2 separate regions of the Homo sapiens genome follow, and region 2 is linked to region 1. The links are chromatin contacts, found by Hi-C or POLR2A ChIA-PET in ENCODE. All regions are on one chromosome and are shown on one strand. The core of a region is the stretch at or near the end of the contact, and the rest is flanking DNA. Distances in the headings are between cores, read along the strand shown. Region 1 overlaps IGSF5 (immunoglobulin superfamily member 5). Region 2 holds the start of PCP4 (Purkinje cell protein 4).

Evidence for each region. A loop is a pair of places that touch in the nucleus more often than their neighbours do. ChIA-PET counts read pairs that join two places held with the same protein, here RNA polymerase II (POLR2A). Pooled maps may share reads with other maps.
Region 2: a map of posterior cingulate gyrus shows a loop between it and region 1 (4-fold over the local background). The contact joins the promoter of PCP4 here to the enhancer-like site in region 1. A Hi-C loop is called at or near these places in 14 of 168 maps with a recorded cell type or tissue (Caco-2, Calu3, K562 and 11 more) and 20 of 50 pooled maps. POLR2A ChIA-PET finds 5 or more read pairs at or near these places in 2 of 52 experiments (Panc1 and WTC11).

Annotation. Positions count from the first base shown.
Region 1 is chr21:39,798,110-39,800,663 of GRCh38, forward strand. All of the region lies in intron 8 of IGSF5 (immunoglobulin superfamily member 5), which reads left to right. Among named protein-coding and RNA genes, the nearest start is that of IGSF5, 54 kb to the left of the region's middle. Within about 2 kb of position 1,267, at least 2 of the 41 ENCODE cell types and tissues checked have a DNase peak (open chromatin) inside an H3K27ac peak, as active enhancers do; they include prostate gland, where a contact is called at or near this core.
Region 2 is chr21:39,866,158-39,868,711 of GRCh38, forward strand. It overlaps PCP4 (Purkinje cell protein 4), which reads left to right and starts at 1,281. Exons shown (of 3, transcript NM_006198.3): 1 at 1,281-1,353. The coding sequence starts at 1,345.

The DNA of each region.
Region 1 (2,554 bases), core at 17-2,516:
GACATCAGGACTCAGAGGGCTGAGGAGGTGTTTAAGCAGCTCTGCTTTTTAGGAGAACTCAATGTGGCTAGGCTTAAGGGTTATTGGTTACCTTATAGCAAGAGGGGAATCAGGAGTTTTGGAAAGGGAAGAGTGGCAGGTCCCCAAGCACCAATCTGCCTCCTCCATAACTTCACCCTGCACGATGGGTACTCAGCAATTCTGCTTTGCCCAGCATCCTGAGGCCTTCATAATGGCCTGTGCTTGCCCACCTGGAGTGGGTTCTACTGGGGTTGGTAGTGCCATGCTCTTTCTCCCTCTGCCGGGAGTCAGCTGTATTTCCGCAAGTAGAGGAGTGTCTGGACACTGAATCCGGAGTCTGGGAAGGCACCCAGCTCAGGGCGGTGTATGGCGTTAGGAGGAGCAGCAGGTTTCCAGGTTACTTGTGCCCCCATCTTCAATGTCACAACTCTCAATCTCTCTTCCCTGAGTTGTACACATCTGTGTCTACATCTCAAGGCTGCCGTGGGTCTCTGAATACGTCATCTTTGTCATGAATCACCCAGCTCAATTTTAATAACATCCAACAGTTAGTAAAACAGGAAACTAGAACTTTAATATTTTAGGAAATGGCAGAATTTGCTGCTGCACCAGCCTCCCATAACTCCTGCCCCTTTGGCATCCTTTCAGTTAAGGTCCAGCATGCCAAAGGCACACACTGCCACGGAGATGAGCAAGACAAGATGCAGTGGTGAAACCTTTTTTTCAAACCGTTAGTTATCCCCTGATGCTTTCAGTGCTGGGAATCCTTTGAAAATTTCAGAAAAGTGGGGGCATGTCTCAGGAGCAGTGTCATGGGGGACAGGCTGGGGCTGGAGTTTTGACCACCAAAGGCCAGACACTGTGGCCAGGAGCTACAGGCACAATGGCTGACTTAGGCCAGGTCCTCAGGGGGACGCTGGGTTGTAGACAATGGGAAGAGGCACCAGTTCCTAGACCTCTTGGTCCCCAGGCTGCCTGGAGCTCCCCCTTTTGCTCATCTCCACCTCTAAGCACCCTCTCCTGCCAATTTCTTCCCTGAACATGAGACTTCCTGCTCAAGAGATGGGGCAGTCCTTGTTCTTGCCACCACCTGGCAGAAATGGTGGATGTATTTCCGGAATTCTCTATTCCGGTTTTCCTAAAGAATGCTTGCTGAACACGGAGGTGCACCCAGCGCCTATAAATACCGCTGCCTTGGTACCCTGCTGGCGTAGCAGCAGCTCTCAGTACAGCCCTGTGCCAGGAACACACTGGGTTCTTGTTAAAATGCACACTCTTGGGCCTCCGCCAGGCTTGCTGGATCAGAATGTCTGGGAGATAGGGCCAAAGAATCAGTATTTTTATCATTCTCCAGGTGATCTGCTTTGAGGAATTTTTTTTTTTTTGTCCCAGTGTGAAAACTCCACAGACATGTATAGCATTGTTTCTAAGGGAGGGTGCTCTCTGATTTCTAGAAGTCTTCCTACAACTGTGCATTTAGAATTACTTGTACCTCGTGTCCCTGCTCCACCGGCCTTGCTGCAAAGCACAGAGAAGAGTTTGAGATGCTCACGGTGGTGCCATGATGAATGCCAAGTGAAAGGTCTTGACACCAAAGACTCCACTGTCCACCTGGCATCCTACCAGGGACACTCTTAATTAACCCTTCCATATTTTAGATGGGTCCTAAAGCACATTGCATTCAACGTAAATGAAAAAATAGAAACCTAGACTGTAGAGATCTCAATCATGGATTAAATTGTAAGAAGGGTCAGAAGGAAAAAAGAGATTCATTTTCAAAACTGTCATATACAATATGACAATTTTCTTCTCTGATTATTTCTCTGATGACTGAATCTACAGTTAGAATATGTAGTACTGACATGGTTTTCTAGACAAGAGTTTCCCTGTTGGTGAAACAGAATGAATTTGGGTGCAACTGCAGCTGAAACACATTAGGGTAAAAGTAATAAGTAAAATTAGAAATTCCTACTAAAATAACCAATTACTGGGAAAGGCATGCTTTTTTATTTCAATATGAAGCCAGGGGATTTGCAAATGTTTTTTATTTTGGCGAATATTTAAAACAAAGAATCCTCCTTTTCCTCTCTTTGTCCTGTGCCTTAACTCACTGTCAGTGCATTTTCCTGGCTGTTTTAGGAAATTCTCTGTCTCTGTCATTTTCAGAAGATGGGCATATAAACAACTTGAGACCTGGATCAAGCCTTCCCCACAAATCACCCCCTCATTGAGACAAACAGAAATACATACTTGATAAATTTAGAAAACAGCGATGTTTGCACAACCCAGCAGTGAAAACAAAAGCAAACGACAGTAGGAATCTCTAGCATATTAGCAGCAGAAGGCACATGTCTTAAAGCACTGCTGACATAGTTCCATCCGCTGTCCAGTTTTCCCTGTGTTATTGGGAGTCAACAAATTAAGAGCGTGAGCCAGAGTAATTCTATCCTCAAGACTTGCTAGCATTCCATCACATTGTGAATAATTTATCATGCCCAGTTACATTATTTAAGATGTTAAGTGCAGCTATTGT
Region 2 (2,554 bases), core at 31-2,530, 68 kb after region 1:
TCGCTCTGTGAAATATAGGTTATTTTATAATAACTCATGTATGAGACTCTGTCTTGCTGGCTGGTGTTCCCACGCTGTGGGCGAGGGTGCTGACCAGCTGGTGCTCCTGGCCAAGGCCTCTGAGGGCAGCCTGTGCTCGCCGGTGCCCATTTGGGGGCGCATGGCCTTCTGCTTGCTGTCCAAGGTGGACCTGAGGATGTGGTCGCATCGGTGACCTGGGCATGTAAGGAGGGCAGTCCAGGTCAGAGGGCGTGGGGCTGCTGAGCTGAGGAGAGAGGGTTGATGGGCTGGAGTCTGGTGGCCTGCTCTGCACAGGGAGATGAGGGGTGCTGGGGACGGGTGGCAAGACGCTTCAATCTTCTCGCCAGACCCTCTCAGTCCTGTACCGGGACTGGCAGAGTAACAGATGTGAATGTGCCTTCAGTCTGCACAACGCTTTTTTGGGACAGTTGAGGGCCCACTCTGATGCCTTGAAGACTCTTCAGAGCCTCACGATGTTGGGACTGAACAAAGGATGGAACCTCTTCCCGGAAAAGCTGAACAGGACTAAGGCAAGGAGACCTTCAACCAGGCCAGGGCCAATGCCCAGGCTCCTTCCTGGCCCCACTGTGGTTGTGAGGAGGGCACATCAGCAAGGCTGCTGGAGCCGCTCGCCTCCTTTGTTGAGGTCGTGGGGACCCATTCCCATGTCCCAGTCCATCTACTCTTATCCTTCCAGCTCAGGGTACAAGCAGGGCGACAGATATGGGATAGGGGAGAGACAGCAGAGATATTAAAGTCCTTGGGCTGAGTTTTGTGTTATAAAGGGCAAGGGAAACACAGCTCCTGGGAAAACCTGAAAGTGCGTGAGCGGGCACGCAGGTATTTTCAGAGCTCCTCTTCCCTTAGAAAAACAATCCTTCCCATTGACATTTGAAAGGTATTTTACATGCATGTAAATCTTGCACTCATTGAAAAACGCACAATGGCATCCCTGTGATGATCTTTGAAACTTTAGCTTTTACTTTTTACTTTTTTTTTTTTTTTAAAAGAGACAGGGTCTCGTTCTGCTGCCCAGGCTGGAGTGTATTACTTTTTAAAGAAATCGAGCATTTCCTTCCATCCTGGCGGAATTTGGAGCAGCGACCTAACGTGCCGTTCTCTTTTGCACCACTAGGTGGCCCCTGGTGCTCTCAGATGTCGGCCAGGCTTGCAGACAGGTGAATGCATCTCATTGGCTCCAGGGAGGCATGATGCCACCGGGCAGCTCTTTTTAAGAGAAAAGCCAGAACCGGTGGAGCAGCGACCCCTGAGCAGTGTTCTCTGTGCTGAGCGGCGGGACTGAGCTGTTGAGTTAGAGCCAACATGAGTGAGGTGAGTGATGCTTCGACCTGGAGAGGGAAACTTAGGAGTGAGAAGGGACCTCGGCTGAAGGATTAGTCTCAGGAAATGTGAGGGACTTAGCAGTGCTGAGGAACAAATTAATCCTGTAATTATTTGCTTGGAGAACTGACAGGATTAATCTCTTGGTTTGAATGGTAAGTGCAGAAATTGGTTAAGTTTGCAACTTCTACAATTAGCCTGAGGAGGAGAAAGGTTTGCTTTCTGATTGAATGGTGACTTTGAAAAGTGCTTTGGGTTTTAGAGCTCAGAAGAGAAAGCCAAATGTTTTATTCTCTTACGAAGATGCGTGTCTTTGCATGATTCCCGCGGTGATACCTTTCAGAATGTGAGTGGGCAGGTGGTCATCTGGTGAATGCAAGCCATGGAAGGGAAGGGGACAAGGTGGGGAAAGGGCTGGCCGTTGGGTGGCATTTCATGGCTCAGTTGTACAAACTACCTCTGCAGTTAATCAGAGCACCAGGGAAAGAAATGCAAAAAGTAGTAGGAACTGGGAAACATCCGTGTGTATAGATCTGTGGCTCTAAGACCGGAGGCGGCCCCGGCAGAAGAAGAGCTACAATTTTGCAAATCCAAAGTCACTTCTCTAAACTTGTTTATACAGAATGTGTTTTACTGGGGCCAACTGACAGCACGTTTGTTTTTCTAAAATCATCTTCTCCTTTTTTCTCATCTATGAAGCAGATTAGCGGTGGTACAACACCATTCTCTAATTCAACTCAATAACCGAGCCAAATGCATCTTCATTTCCTCTTGGTTGGCACTTAAATAATTACTTTTAAAGATCTTTTATCTTCTCTGTCTCTTTTTGACAGATGGATGATTCTTTTCTTGGAAGTCTAGGATAAAATTAACAACTTCAGAAATAAAATGCCTCCTCCCTGCTTTTATCTCTCTGATGGGTGATTTTTGATGTAAACATGACAAGAAGAAGAGCAAAGCACTATAAAACTTAGAAATGGGGTTTAGGACAAAGCCAGGGGTTTGAGGCAGGGAGAGACCAACTGTGGGGTGGAAGATGGGAATTCTCCCACCACCACAATCAATGGTACCTGTAACAGCAGCTAACACTTGCCTAATGGTCTGTGTGCCGACAGTGTCAGGCTGTCTCTGCATCTGTCACCTTCTTTGAACCTCTCAACAACTCCGTGCAGTGGGCACCATTATTATTCCC